Regions from separate parts of the Homo sapiens genome. Here region 1 is linked to region 2. Evidence: chromatin loops called from intact Hi-C (ENCODE). Cell type or tissue: dorsolateral prefrontal cortex. All regions are shown on one strand. Each heading gives the region's core, and the rest is flanking DNA. Links, peaks and the distances in the headings are about the cores only. Region 1 holds the start of CDKL3 (cyclin dependent kinase like 3). Region 2 has its middle 8.7 kb from the start of SKP1.

Region 1 (7,598 bases), core at 2,501-5,000, 180 kb before region 2:
TTCAATTGAAGATATGTGTCAGAGTCCGGGGACTTGCCTATGGTGGGGGAGTACCATTGTATTTTTAAGGAATGTGGGGGTGCAGTCTTCCAAGCATATCAATGAGTGGTTGGTTGTCAAAGAAACCTACAAATATGATTCATATTCTGGGGGAGAGCTCCGGCAGACATGAGTGAGGGTTATATATCTAGCCTGAGATAACTTCAGGTTTTCTACACTAGCAAGAAAGGTGCAAATGGGCCAGAAGGGCCCCCCACCACCAGGGGGTTCAGAGGTGTTGACCTCCCAAAGACCTTGAATATTTTCTGTGGTCACCGTCCTTCCCTCTATTGCTTCCAATTCCTACCTTCAGGACTTTGTTATACTAAGGACTCTGAGTACTTTTGTATCCATTTGGGGAACTGTTCAGTTCAACAGGTAAAGGGAGGGTGGAATGAGGACCTTAACATTGCCTCAGCCTTGCCCCTGATTCCATGGAAGCAGAGTTAACTTTTCTGACTTTCCTTGTACCTCTTTCTTCAAACCCTGAATTCCCTCTCTGCTTCCAGTGACTGCCTTGGTGATCAGGTTAGCCAGGCCTAACTCTTGATAGGTCCTGTTAGACATTCGCAATGTGTTTTTTAAGTTAAAAGCTGAATATTCTTAATTTTTTTGCCTTTCTGCCATTGCAGTCCTAACCCTTCCAATAGCAAAGGAGGAAGACACACAGGTAGGGTTACATGGAGAAAAATGGTAAAGAGAAACTATATCTTAAAAATATCCCTCATGAGCTGGGGCATTAGCTCATGCCTGTAATCCTAATACTTTGGGAGGCCAGGAGTTGAAGACCAGCCTGGGCAACATAGGAGATCCTGTCTCTACAAAAAGTAAAATTAGCCAGGCATGGTGGCGCACACCAATAGTCCCAGCAACTCAGGAGGCTGAGGCAGAAGAATCGCTTGAGACGAGGAAGTTGAAGCTGCAGTGAGCCATCATCATGCCACTGAGACCCTGCCTCAAAAAAATCCCGCAACAACCAAAAAAACCCTTGTAATTTATCAGTCAAGGCAGTCACTGAAAGCAGAGACAGAATTCAGGGTTTGAAGAAAGGGAGGTACAAGGAAAGTGGGAAAAGTTAACCCTTTCTGGTTCCATGGAACTATGGGCAAGATTAGGGCAATGCTGAGGTCCTCCTCCTACCCCCTCTTTCCCTGTTGAGCTGACGAATGGATACAAAAGTGCTCAGAGTCCTCCTGACCCACCAACGAAGTCCTGAAGATGGGAACTGGAGGCAATAGAGGTAAGGAATTCAGAGACTACAGGGATTTATAATTGTTTTGGAAACAGTTTATTATTTTCCAAAATGATATAACACTTTTAACTGATTCAGTGAATGTGCATCATAAAGTCTTACAGCTGTGTATTAGCAAGAATCACTGGCTGTCCTTGTTAACCAGGCCTGCCATAACCTACTTGTAGAAGGAATAATTTTAAAGCTATTAACTGTATGCTGTTATCAGTTCTGTAGCTCTGGATTATGAGTTCATTGAGGGCAGGGACTCAGTTTGGTTCATCTTTGTCCTGGGCAAATTTTTTTATTTTTTGAGACAGAGTTTTGCTCTGTCACCCAGGTTGGAGTGCAGTGGTGTGAACAGGGCTCACTGCAGCCTTGACCTTCTGGGCTCCAGTAATTCTCCTTCAGACGCCCAAGTAGCTGGGACCACAGGTGTGCACCACCATGCCCGGCTAATTTTTTGTAGAGATGGAGTTTTGCCCTCTTGCCCAGGCTGGTCTGGAACTCCTGGGCTCAAGTGATCTGCCCACCTTGGCCTCCCTGGGATTACAGGTGTGAGCCACTGTGCGCAGCCTCCTTGCAAATATTTAGCCCACAACAAATAATATGCTTACACCAAGTTTGAGCCCACTATAAGATTTACTATGACATTCTTATTTATAGAAGGTATTTTATATTGTGGTTGAATAACTTTCTTTTTTTTTTTTTTTTTTTTTTTGAGATGGAGTCTCGCTCTGCCACCCAGGCTGGAATGTAGTGGTGCGATCTCCGCTCACTGCAAGCTCCGCCTCCCGGATTCACGCCATTCTCCTGCCTCCGCCTCCCGAGTAGCTGGGACTACAGGCGCCCGCCACCACGCCCAGCTAATTTTTTCTATTTTTTAGTAGAAATGGGGTTTCACCGTGTTAGCCAGGATGGTCTCGATCTCCTGACCTCGTGATCCGCCCGCCTGGGCCTCCCAAAGTGCTGGGATTACAGGCGTTAGCCACTGCGCCCGTCTGAATAACCTTCAAAGAAAAGACAATTCTGAATATTTTAGGTGATCAATGAAAACGATGACCACTTCTCCTTTCTCTCAATATAAACCCTAGCAGCATAGAAAAAACTTGAGAAGCTTCAAAAATACTAATTTATTTACGCTATCCCAATTAAATCAGGTGCTCTGGCATTGGGGCAGGGGTGTGGAGGTGGGGGTTGGGATGCTTTCTAAAAGCTCTCCAGGTGTGATTTAAATATGCATGCTGGGTGGGACCCACCAGACTAGATTTATTAAATAATGCCTTTCCTCTTATTTAGCGGAAGCATAGCGAGATTTCGCTTTTTTACATTTAACTCATTTTATAGAAGAAAGCAAAGAAAGCCCTATTCAATAAAGAAAGCACTCCCTAGGCACTTGGTCTAGTGATATGGTGGTTATTCATTAGGGACTGTCATTCCAGTTGAACTCTATGTCTACTTAAGCAGTTAGACACTGGCCTCTTTATTTCCGTGCTCTTGTACATCATTTCGTATATGGTGGAACTCTTCGAATTACTTGCTTTCCTAGAGTTTGACATGTGGTGAGGGAGGTTTTTTTTCTTTAAAAAAGATTACTAGCAGTTGGAAAAAATTAAAAGGCATATGGCAAGTGTTCAAGAAAAGTTTTTGATTTAAGAACCATCTTGACCGGGGGCGGTGGCTTACGCCTGTAATCCCAGCACTTTGGGAGGCCGAGGCAGGCGGATCACCTGATGTTGGGAGTTCGAGACCAGCCTGGCCAACATGGTAGAAACCCCGTCTCTACTAAAAATACAAAATTATCCGGGCGTGGTGGCACACGCCTGTAATCCCAGCTACTCGGGAGGCTGAGGCAGGAAAATCACTTAAACCTGGAAGGAGGAGGTTGCAGTGAGCCAAGATCAGCGACACTGCAGTCCAGCCTGGGCGACAGAGCTAGACTATCTCAAAAAAAAAAAAAAAAAAAAAAAAGATGCAGATCCTTCCTATCCACATTCAAAAGCAACCTTGTGAGGAGGCTCAGCTGCGACAGCAATCTGTACTCCCCTCCCCCATTCCCAAGCACAGCACTCTTCCACCTTGCGCCTACCCAGAGTAGGTTTCCGTTTCTTCCCACTTCCCCTTCCGGGTCGGGACCCTGCCCATGTTCCGGTCTTGCGCACGAGTCTAGAACGCAGCAACTCCGCCGGCGTTTCCATGGTGGCAAGTGGCCGGTTCCTTGCGGGGCTGAGCAACAAAGTAGTATCAGTGTTCGGTGGCTCCACTGGAACTACGCAGAGCCAGACCAGCGGGACCACAGAATGGGCTGAGGCGGCGGCGGCTGTTTGGATAAAGTCAACAGCGGGACGTGGGGCGTGACGCCGGTCCGGCATCCTAAGACGTGTGGTTTGAGTTGCGGGCGAGACCAGGCTTTTTTTAGGACCTTGGGCCTGATAAGTGGGCGACTGCAGTAGTGCGGGAACCTATTATTTGACAGGAACATGACAGGAAGTGTAGGGACCCCATGCTTGATGGATGGTGACTTATAGTGTGGTAGTCTCAGTGTTGATGGGCATGACCGAGACAGCAGGAGTACCCCTAAGTTCTGGTGAGAGGTGGAGCCTCAGAAGGACACCTTACTCAAGCTGTCTTTAGTTCCCAAAGACAAAAAGGCTCAGTGGAAAAGATTCCTTTTTTTTTTTTAATGTCTCTATATTTGAGACTGTGGGTTTATTGTGGATATGCATTATCTAGTTTTAATAAATAAAAGTATAAACGTTTAACATTTTCCATTTTCTTTCTTTATTTCTATAAAGTAGTAAAAGCCCAGCTTGAAAATGGAGATGTATGAAACCCTTGGAAAAGTGGGAGAGGGAAGTTACGGAACAGTCATGAAATGTAAACATAAGAATACTGGGCAGATAGTGGCCATTAAGATATTTTATGAGAGACCAGAACAATCTGTCAACAAAATTGCGATGAGAGAAATAAAGTTTCTAAAGGTTTGCTTCTTTTGCCTTAATCATCTAAGTCAAAAGAAAAAATTGTTATGGAATAAAAAATTGCATAAAATATTTTAGTTCACACGTACTGATTCATATTATGGAGAAACAAGTGTAATACTCTATCTTATCTACATTTTGTAATTTTATAGTGATACAAGATATATGTGTTTTGGGGTATGTAACAAAAGCTACACCAATATTGTTTAATAATTATTCAGAAATATTCAAGTATAATACTTAATAAAAATTTCTGCTATGTGCAAGGCATGGTGCTAGGTACTGAGACTATAAGGAGGTAAAAGATAGTTCCTGCCCTTAAAGACTTCTATAATTTAATCAGAAAGGAGAGTATATGAAAATCATACTGAATAAAAAGTGGCTCATAATAAATGCCAAGGAATCAACACAAAGTCCTTTCCCTGGTAGGGAAAGTTTTTTTGAGGAAATGGGACATGAATTTGGCTTTGAAGGATGTGGAGGGTTTAGATAAGAGGGAGAAACTGTTGTGTTCTAGGTTAGAGGAACAACATAAACTCAAAAGAGACTAAAGAAGGACAAAGGATAAAGGGCAAAGTGGAAAGGACAAAGAGCAAAGACATGTGCCTGTAGAGTTTTCTGAGCAGAATTGGAAAGAGGTATATTAGAACAGTAAATTGGAGGTAGATTTTAAAGTCTTTTAGGCTAAGGAGTCAAAACTTGATTTTGTAAGAGGTGGAAAGTCGTGAAGGTTTTGAATTCAGTGTAAAGAAATGTAAATTTTAATCTACCACTATTGTGCAGAATAGATTGGAGGACTAAGAGTAAAAATAGGTCTGTTAGGAGTTCAATTAAGGAATTTTGGAAAATGTCTGAGGACCCTTGCTAAAATGCAGCAATGTGAATGAAAAGTAAAGTTAGAACATGCTGTATTGTAAAAAACAAAAAAAAAAGACATGAGGCCGGGTGCGGTGGCTCACGCTTGTAATCCCAGCACTTTGAGAGGCCGAGGCGGGTGGATCACCTGAGGTCAGGGGTTCAAGACCGTCCTGGACAACATAGTGAAACCCCGTCTCTACTAAAAATTAAACAAAAAAAATTAAGGCCGGGTGCGGTGGCTCACGCTCCCAGCGCTTTGGGAGGCTGAGGCGGGTGGATCACGAGGTCAGGAGATCGAGACCATCCTGGCTAACGCGGTGAAACCCCGTCTTTACTAAAAAATACAAAAAATTAGCCGGGCGAGGTGGCGGGTGCTTGTGGTCCCAGCTACTGCGGAGGCTGAGGCAGGAGAATGGCGTGAACCCGGGAGGCGGAGCTTGCAGTGAGCCAAGACAGCGCCACTGCACTCCAGCCTGGGCGACAGAGCAAGACTCTGTCTCAAAAGAAAAGGAAAAAAAAAAAAAAAATTAGCCAGGCATAGTGTCGCGCCCCTGTAATCCCAGCTACTTAGGAGGCTGAGGCACGACAATCGCTCAAACCCAGAAGGTGGAGGTTGCAGTGAGCCGAGATCACGCCACTGCACTCTAGCCTGGGCGTCAGAGTGAGACTCCATCTCAAAAGAAAAAAAAAAAGGGCGCTGTGGCTCACGCCTGTAATCTCAGAACTTTGGGAGGCTGAGGCAGGCAGATCACCTGAGGTCAGGAGTTCGAGACCAGCCTGGCCAATGTAGTGAAACCCCCATCTCTACTAAAAATACAAAAATTAGCCGGGGATGGTAGTGCATGCCTGTAATCCCAGCTATTCGGGAGGCTGAGGCAGAAGAATTGCTTGAACCCAAGAGGAGGAGGTTGCAGTGAGCCGAGATCACACTATTGCAGTCCAGCCTGGGCAACAGAGCAACACCTTGTCTAAAAAAAAAAAGACATGAAAGAGTGTAGAAGACTATAGAAAGACTATAGAAGGAGTCAAAGGTCTCTGAGGTTCAGTGATTGATACAATTGATAGAAATACGAAAGACTCAAAAGAGACATGGTTTGGGAAGTACTTCAATTTTGGAAATGTTGAATTTGAGGTGACAGGAGTACATTTAAGTAAAGATTACCAGTAGGCTTTTAGAAATGAGGAACAATATCAGGAGAGATCAGGGAAGAAGACAGAATCCTATGTAGGTGTGACAGTTCAGCCCAGGAGAAACAACTGAGGAGTGTGGAGAAAGGAGCATTAACATTCCTTAGGGTTGGGGTAGAAAATTAATGATTTTAAAAATATTTAAATAAGTATGTATTCTATTTATTGGAATCTATTTACATCCTTTAAGGTTTATGATCTTGACGATATAGTATAGCTGTTTCATATGCAGCAGATGTTCTTGTTTGCTTTATCTGATACAAAAATAATATTTTCTTCTTTCTTTGTAAGTCTATATGAGATATGATGGATCAATTTGCCTTCTTTCTCTCTCTTTTTTTTTTTTTTTTTTTTTAAGAAATGGAGTCTCCCTGTTGCCCAGGCTGCAGCGCAGTGGCATGATCATAGCTCACTGCAGCCTCCATCACCTGGGCTTAAGCGATCTTCCTGTCTTGGACCTGTGAAAGAGCTAGGATTACAGGCATGAGCCACTGTGCCTGGCCTAATTTGAGGAAATATATTAGGCATCTGTGGATTATTAGAATGGCTCTACGCTGGGCGCGGTGGTTCACGCCAGTAATCCTAGCACTTTGGGAGGCCGAGGCGGGCGGATTGCCTGAGCTCAGGAGTTCGAGACCAGCCTGGGCAACATGGTGAAACCCTGTCTCTACTAAAACACAAAAAATTAGCCAGGCATGGCAGTGTGTGCCTGTAGTCCCAGCTACTCGGGAGGCTGAGGTAGGAGAATTGCTTGAACCCAGGAGGAGGAGGTTGCAGTGAGCTGAGATTGCGCCACTGCACTCCAGTCTGGGCGACAGAGTGAGACTCTGTCTCAAAAAAAAAAAAAAAAAAAAAGCCGGCCATGGTGGCAGGGGCCTGTAATCCCAGCTACACAAGAGGCTGAGGCAGGAGAATCACTTGAACCCGGGAGGCGGAGGTTTCAGTGAGCCGAGACCACGCCACTGCACTCCAGCCTGGGCAGCAGAGCGAGACTCCATCTCAAATAAATAAATAAATAGAACAGCTCTATTTCTAGACAATGAAAAGTGAGTCAGTAAAGATGTTATGATTTTGTGAAAGATATCAGTTCATGTCCTGATGACCTAAAACATAATACTATAGATAAGGCAATTGTGTACTGTGAATGAAAATCTGATTAGGAGATTTTTTTCCCCCAAGGCAGTATCTCTTGCTCTTTCTTCAACTGTTGCACTTAAATTGATTATTTTTTTTCTATTTAATCATTTTGGAAAACTAACCAGTATGTGACAATACAGAGATGAACTTGAATATGTGTTTTA
Region 2 (7,598 bases), core at 3,721-6,220:
CAAATGGTAACAGACACCATTCCGCACATAGCATATTTTCATTTAGCATCTTTGGTATTAACCAGTGTGAGCTTTTATTTTTAAAGTAACAGTAGTGAGTTGGTGGAAGTATGATGGGTTCCTGAAGTAGTTAAACATGGAGGCAAAACTAAGTAAACTCACCAGCTTGTTAATGTGTGGCCACGGTTGGGCACAGCTCCAATATAGGGTGACCAGTTGACCTGGTTGCTTAGAACTTGAAGGTTTTCCAGGAAGCAGATCTTGCTTTCTTCTTCTTCTTCTTCTTTTTTTTTTTTTTTTTTTGAGATGGAGTTTCATTCTTGTTGCCCAAGCTGGAGTGCAATGACACAATCTCGGCTCACTGCAACCTCTACCTCCTAGGTTCAAGTGATTCTCCTGCCTCAGCCTCCCAAGTAGCTGGGATTACAAGTGTACGCCACCACACCTGGCTAATTTTTTGTATTTTTAGAAGAAATGGGGTTTCACCATATTAGCCAGGCTGGTCTCAAACTCCTGACCTCAGGTGATCCACCCGCCTATGCCTCCCAAAGTGCTGGGATTACAGGCGTGAGCCACTGCCCCAGCCAGTAGAGCTTTGAAACCAGAACAGTTGGTCACCCCCAATGTGGGTTCTGTGCCTTTCCCACCCTTATCAACCAGACAAAATCCAGGCTCTGCTTTGGCTCTCAGCTGGGATCTTGGGGGTGGGGAAGTGGTAACTGGGCGAATTTACTCAGACCTGAGCTCTAAGACTACCTGCTGCCTGGCTTGCAGTCATGCATCCACAGGAACCAGTCTTTGCATTAAGTCTATAACTGAGACCCCCAGCTCCCAAGGTTCCAAGGTTTGTGCTACATGCTCTCGTTTGTGAGGACTCCAAGGCTTCTTAAGTCTCAAGGCAAAGGACAGGAAGGCAAAGATCTAAGAAGGAGAACAGAGGGTTAAATTTATTAGAATAGGAAGAAAGGGGTGAAGCAAGGTGGGTGTGTGTTGAGGGGTGAGAGGTTCTAGCAAGAGGGCTTAGGTCTTAGCCAGGGTGTATGTAGTAAGGGGCTGCTGCCATCTGGGAGAGCACAGCAAGTGAAGTGGGCAAGAAGAGATGTTGCCATGGTATTTGAGTAACTTCCACTGGGTAAGTAAGCCACCACCAGGCACCAGCTGAGCTGAGTGGTATTCAGCAGCTACTTACTGTGCACCTGTTATGTGCCAGGCATTAGGCACAAGCGGTGTACAAGACAAAGTGCCCTTGTGCAGTGAACACCCAAGAGAGACAAATATAAAACTCCAATAGGAATAATGTACTATGAAGAAAAAGCAAGACAGGAGGCCAGAGGGTAAAAGGAGGTACCCTTCTAGCCAAAACTTCCACATACTGTTGTGCACATTGCTTACTGCCCAACTCAAGTTTGTGAATTTTGACAATTTTTTTGGCTGATGGCAATCGTATGTCTTGATGTGATGGCTGTTAAATTTTTAAAATAAGTTTTAATGTAAATTTAACGTACTATTTAGGCTGGTGGTCTCTGAGGAGGTGACACTGAGCTGAGACCTAAAGGATGAGAAGGAGCTATTCCTTCTCACCAATCTGCATTAGATGCTGTTTATCACAAGGTGAAAAATCACTTGTTTTGAAAGAGAATGCGGAAGTGTAGTTTGTAGAAAAGCACTGACCATGACCTGATAACATTCCTAGAAATTTCCGCCATCTGGGGCAGCGGTGGGGAAGCTGCTGTTTGAGAGACTGCTGTAGTCCAGGCTGTGCTGTTCTGACCAGAGCCTGCTGCCTACAGCTGAGTGGCAGGATGTGGCTAGAGGAATGGACACAGCTGTACTGGTGGGACTCACACAAATGTCAGATGGACCAGTTACTGCTGGATAGTCCTCTACACTTCCTTAGATTCTTGGGCTTCAAAAGGACTGATTAACACGGTCTCTTCTCAAATTGCCACCTCCTCTCTGTACTCTATAACACTTATAACCTCGCCAATATTAATACTTCAGGGCACAGTCGATAGTGTCTCTCTTCTTCCTGCCATCACATTCAGCAATCTTTTTTTTTTTTTGAGACGGAGTTTCACACTTGTTGCCATGCTCGAGTGTAGTGGCATGATCTTGGCTCACTGCAACCTCCGCCTCCTGGGTTTGAGTGATTCTCCTGCCTCAGCCTCCTGAATAGCTGGGACTACAGGCGTGCGCCACCACGCCCGGCTAATTTTTTGTATTTTTAGTAGAGACGTGTTTTCACCATATTGGCCAGGCTGGTCTCAAACTCCTGACCTCAGGTGATCTGCCCGCCTCAATCTCCCAAAGTGCTGGGATTACAGGTGTGAGCCACCCCTCCCAGCCAACATCCAGCAATCTTTCTGCAGCTGTACCTCTATCCTTGGCCTCCTCAATTGGATTATTCCTATCAGCATACAACATGGCTCTGTATCTTCAATCCTAAAAACAGACTCCTTTGACTTCACAGTCCCTTTAAGTGCCTGCCCTTTTTCTATACTGCTCTTAGCAAAGCTCTTTGAAAGAACTGTGTCCTCTGTCCACCTTCTCATATCACACTTTTCTCAACACACCACCCCACTGAAATTACAGCTTTATCAAGGTGATTTTCCCATTGCCAAGTATAGTAGATGTTTTTTCTGACTTTAATTTTGTTTTTAGCATTTGAAATGATTGACCAAAACAATTTCCCAGATATAGTTTCTTTCCTTGTCTACCATTACACTACATTTGCTTGTTTTCCTCCTACTTTTTTTTTTTTTTTTTTTTTTGAGAAGGATTCTTCCAGGCTGGAGTGTAGAGGCATGATTTTATCTCACTGCAACCTCAACCTCCCAGACTCGGGCGATCTTCCCACTTCAGCCTCCAGAGTAGCTGGGACTATAGGCGTGTGTGACCATGCCCAGCTAATTTTTAAATTTTTTATAGAGACTGGATCTCACAATGTTGCCCAGGCTGGTCGTGAACTCTAGAGCTCAAGCGATCCTCCTGCCTCGGCCTCCCAAAGTAGGCATGAGCCACGGCGCCTAGCCCCTCCTGCCTTTTTGACTGCTGCTTTCCAGACTCCTTTGCCAGTTCTTCCCATCCTCTAAATATGGAAATGACCCAAGGCTTAGTACTCACACGACTTTTTCTCTCCTCTTCCAGGTGATCTCATCTAGCCCTGTCTATATGCTGAAGAGTCCCAGTTTGTATCCTTAGCCCAACTTCTCCCCTGCACTCCTGTTAAGTATTCAACTGCCTACTTGACATGACTCAGATGTCTAACGTGCATCTCAAACAATTCCTGATCTCCCAAACACCTTCCACCCCAAATCCTGGTGTTTCCTATCTTAGTACCACCATGAATAGTACCACCATTCATGCAGTTATCCTTGACACCTGTTTCTCTCATCCTCCACATGTGGTTCATTAGCTACACCTCCAAATACATCTTTCTCTTTTATCTCTAATAACCCTGTCCTGGTCCAAGCCTTCTGAAAGGTCTTGCGGCTTCTCTTCTTCCACCCACTACAATCCACTCACACAATCACAAGAGCGCTCTTTCTATACTGTAAAGCGGATCCTGCCACATGCTGCTTACCTTCCATCACCTGAGGCTACTTAATGAAAATGGGATGAAGTGGCCAGCGGCTGTAATCACGCCTGTAATCCTAGCACTTTGGGAGGCTGAGGTGGGTGGATCACTTGAGGTCAGGAGTTCGAGACCAGCCTGGCCAACATGGTGAAACCCCGTCTCTACTAAAAATACAAAAATTAGCCGGGCATGGTGGTGGGCGCCTGTAATCCCAGCTACTCAGGAGGCTGAGGCAGAAGAATCGCTTGAACCCCGGAGCCAGAGGTTGCAGTGAGCCGAGACACCACTGCACTCCAGCCTGGGCAAGAGAATGAGACTCCATCTTAAAAAAAAAAAAAAAAAAGAAAAGAAAATGGGATGAAATTCCACTTTCTTCACAGAGCTTTTCATGATTTGGTCCTTACCTGCTCTTCTGCCCTCATCTGTTTTCACTCTCCCCCCATTCATTAATCTCTAACCATATTAGCCATACTGTTCCTGGGACATACCAAACTCATTTTTAGAGACACTTTTTCCATCTCTTTCTGTGGCTGGGGCCTTCTTATGCAGGTTTCTGCTTAAATGTATTGCCCTCTTCTCCCTTTATAACCCCACTTTGTTTTCTTCTCAGTATTTATCCACCTAACATTCTCTTATTTGTGCTTATCACATTGAACCCACTAGATGGTAAGCTCCCTGAAGGCAAAAATCCTTCTCTTCTTTACCACTGTCTGCAACATGATGGGGAGAGGGTGGTAAACAAATATTCACTGAATGACTGACTGGCATGGTCTATATCAGCAGCTTGCTGGGCCTAGACTCAGAGATTTTCCTGGAGAAATCCCTGCCACTCAGTAGTCCCTTGGCAGACAGGCCTTCCTGACTGCGCAGTTAACAGTCAGGCACTTGGCTTGCAAGACATACCCACGTCATACTTGACTACCTCACTGATGATCCCAGTCTAGCTCCTGGGATGTTCAGCAAGTCGGCCTGCCTGGAGCTCCATGGGTGGCTGACTGGCTGGGCTTTGCAGAGTTTTTAAATTGCAATTTCTCTCTGGTAGTCTTTGCCCCAGTGTGCTGGCTCCAGACGACATATTGGTGCTGGGGTCCTCTGGGCAGAGGGGTAGGGAGACTTAGCCGGTGATGATAGGTGATGCCTGTCATTGTTTTCTCATCTGTGAAGGAGTCCTCGCTGCATTGTACTGCACTGCTCTGCTCCTAACTGAGTCTTTCTGGCCCTGCTACCAGGTCCTGCATTTCACAGGTCTCTGTCAAACTCTACATTTCACAGAGGGACACTGTGACCCAGATGGCTGGGGGCTACTTCCATGGTCACGCTGTGGACATGGGATTAAGTTGCACTGGCATTCAGCCTCTGGTGGCCAGACTGGGTTTCTGGACAGGAGTCTGCGTCCTGGAGGGGAGAGAGGGCAACCTTTGGAGGGGCCAGAGGGCAAGCCTGGAAGAGGGCAGGCTCAGTGAAGATGCACCCTTGGGACAGCCACCTGGCTCTCTGGTGCCATCTGTTGGTCAGAGCCAGTCAGTACTGGTAGTTCTTGGGGGTTGACCTGGACCAGACGGACTCTAGAGCAATCCCGTCCCTGTCACTGCCTTAGCTTGGGCCCAGCATGGCAACTCTGAGCACATGGGGGGCACTGTGCACTCCTATGGTCTTCTCTCCTTGGAGAGAGGTGGGTGTAGCTCATGCTCTTCCGTGAAGTCAGACTCATCTGTGGTGAGTTAGCCAGACCTAGGTTCAAATCCCACCTCCCCATTTTCCTGCTCTATGGCCTGGGGCTGATTACTTAACCCATCTCAGCCTTGGCATCTCTCCTGTAAAATGCAGATTATAATAGTAACCACCTCCTAGGGTTGCTGTGAGATTAAAACATTATAAAGAAAGAGCTTAGCTCGGTAATCTGGCAGGCCCATGCTCCAGGAATGTTAGTGGCTATGCTTATGGGCTTGCTGATTTGGGCAGGATTACTGTTCAGTCCCTCCTTCATGGGTAGGCCCACTTTGGCTTGCCAAGACTCTCCAACCTACCCTAGACCCAAGGCAGTCTGGGGTTCCTGAAATCTGATGGTGCAGGGTACAGATGTGGGTCAAGAAATGTTTTCCTCCACCACTTAGGTGTAGATGTCACTTCTGCCTAGAGATTCCACAGCAGCTTCCCAAGGGCAGGTTCATAGTCCACCAGGGAAGGTATTGCACTGGCTGGCTCAGATAGAGGAAAGGAAGCTGTAACTTTCTGTAGCTTTGTCCAAGGTCTTAGTTGAACTCTTGGCCCATGGGCAGGTAAGTCCTCCCTGTGGCCTTGCAGAAATTCCTCACCTTCCCTCCCAACATCTCCTGTATTCCTCCAGCCTTGGCTCTGAAGGGTTGGGAAGCCATGTGAAGGAAAGGCTCCAGGGGCTCAGACTTCCTTCAGGAATTGACACTGGCATCATGTTAAGAATGTTACATGCATTCACACATTGTCACTCCCTCCTCGCTTTTTTTTTTTGAAACAGAGTCTTGCTCTGTCGCCCAGGCTAGAGTGCAATGGCACAATGTCAGCTCACTGCAACCTCCGCCTCCCAGGTTCAAGCGATTCTCCTGCCTTAGCCTCCCGAGTAGCTGGGATTACAGGCACCTGCCATCATACCTAGCTAATTTTTTTTTGTATTTTTGTAGAGACGGGAGTTTCACCATGTTGGCCAGGTTGGTCTCGAACTCCTGACCTCAGATGATCTGCCCACCTTGGCCTCCCAAGGTGCTGGGATTACAGGCATGAGCCACCATGCCCGAACTTTCTCCCTCTTTTCTGCTGAGTTATGATTTACATGCAGTAAAGTATACAAACATAATTGTAGTTCAGTGAATTTTTGTATGTACATACACTCATGAAACCACCATCTGGACCAAGATACAAAATGTTGGCCGGGCATGGTGGCTCACATCTGTAATCCCAGCGTTGGGAGGCCAAGGTAAGAAGATTGCTTCAGCCCAGAAGTTTGAGACCAACCTGGGCAACATGGCAAGACTCCATCTCTACAAAAAAAAAAATAGGCTGGGTGCAGTGGCTCATGCCTGTAATCCCAACACTTTGGGAGACCAAGGCGGGTGGATCACCTGAGGTCTGGAGTTTGAGACCAGCCTGGCCAATAGGGTGAAACCCTGTCTCTACTAAAAATAACAAAAATTAGCTGGGCATGGTAGCAGGCACCTGTAATCTCAGCTACTCAGGAGGCTGAGGCAGGATAATTACTTGAACCCAGGAGGTGGAGAGGTTGCGGTGAGCTCAGATCATGCCACTGCACTCCAACCTGGGCAACAAGAGTGAAACTCCGTCTCAAAAAAAAAAAAAAAATAGCCCAGATATACTACAGTGGTGTGCACCTGTAGTCCCAGCTACTCAGGAGGCTGAGGTGGGAGGATTGCTTGAGCCCAGGAGGTCAAGTACAGTGATTGCGCCACTGCACTCCAGGCTGGGCAATAGAGCAAAACCCTGTCTCAAAAAAAAAAAAAAAAAGAAAAGAAAAGAAACAGAAAAAGAAAAAAAATATTTAGCATCCCAAAAACTTCCCTCATCAATACTTGTCACCTGCCAAAGGTAACTATTCTTCTCTCACCGCAGATTCGTTATTGCCTGGGGCTTTTTTGGTCTTTATTGAAATGGACTTAAACAATCAATATTCTTGGGTTTAGCTTCTTTTGTTCAACATTGTTCATGAGATCCATCCACATTGTGTATATCAGTAGGTTCTTTTTCATTGCTGTTTAATATTCCATTAAGTGAATATACTACAGTTTTTTTTTCATTTTATAGTTGATAGATTTGTTCTTTCTTGACTCTTATGAATAAAGCTGCTATGAACATTCTTAAACATATTTTTGGTAGACATAAGTTCTTATTTCTGCTGAGTATATATCCAGAATTGGAGTTGCTGGGCCACTGGGTACATGTATGTTTAGTTTTAGTAGATACTGCCAGTTTTCTGAAGTGTGCCAATTTGTACTCCCACCAGAAATGTATGAGAGCTCCGATTGTTCCACAT

What was found. Hi-C counts contacts between places; a loop is a spot of excess contacts. Peaks named below come from ENCODE experiments on the same cell type or tissue, not always from the same donor. Only the 100,000 strongest peaks of a DNase experiment are listed, where the experiment ranks them.
Region 1: it touches region 2 in a loop (2.3-fold over the local background); 30 of 110 quality-filtered maps call a loop at or near these places.

Annotation. Positions count from the first base shown.
Region 1 is chr5:134,363,012-134,370,609 of GRCh38, reverse strand. CDKL3 (cyclin dependent kinase like 3) reads left to right here and starts at 3,439. Exons shown (of 13, transcript NM_001113575.2): 1 at 3,439-3,633; 2 at 4,066-4,251. The coding sequence starts at 4,087. In dorsolateral prefrontal cortex, for the core only: CTCF peaks have their summits at 3,243 and 3,452; a DNase peak (open chromatin) is centred at 3,419; H3K4me3 peaks cover 2,306 bases; H3K27ac peaks cover 1,100 bases.
Region 2 is chr5:134,181,834-134,189,431 of GRCh38, reverse strand. No RefSeq gene overlaps it. Among named protein-coding and RNA genes, the nearest start is that of SKP1, 8.7 kb to the right of the region's middle. In dorsolateral prefrontal cortex, for the core only: CTCF peaks have their summits at 4,871 and 5,074 (motif pointing left); a DNase peak (open chromatin) is centred at 5,071.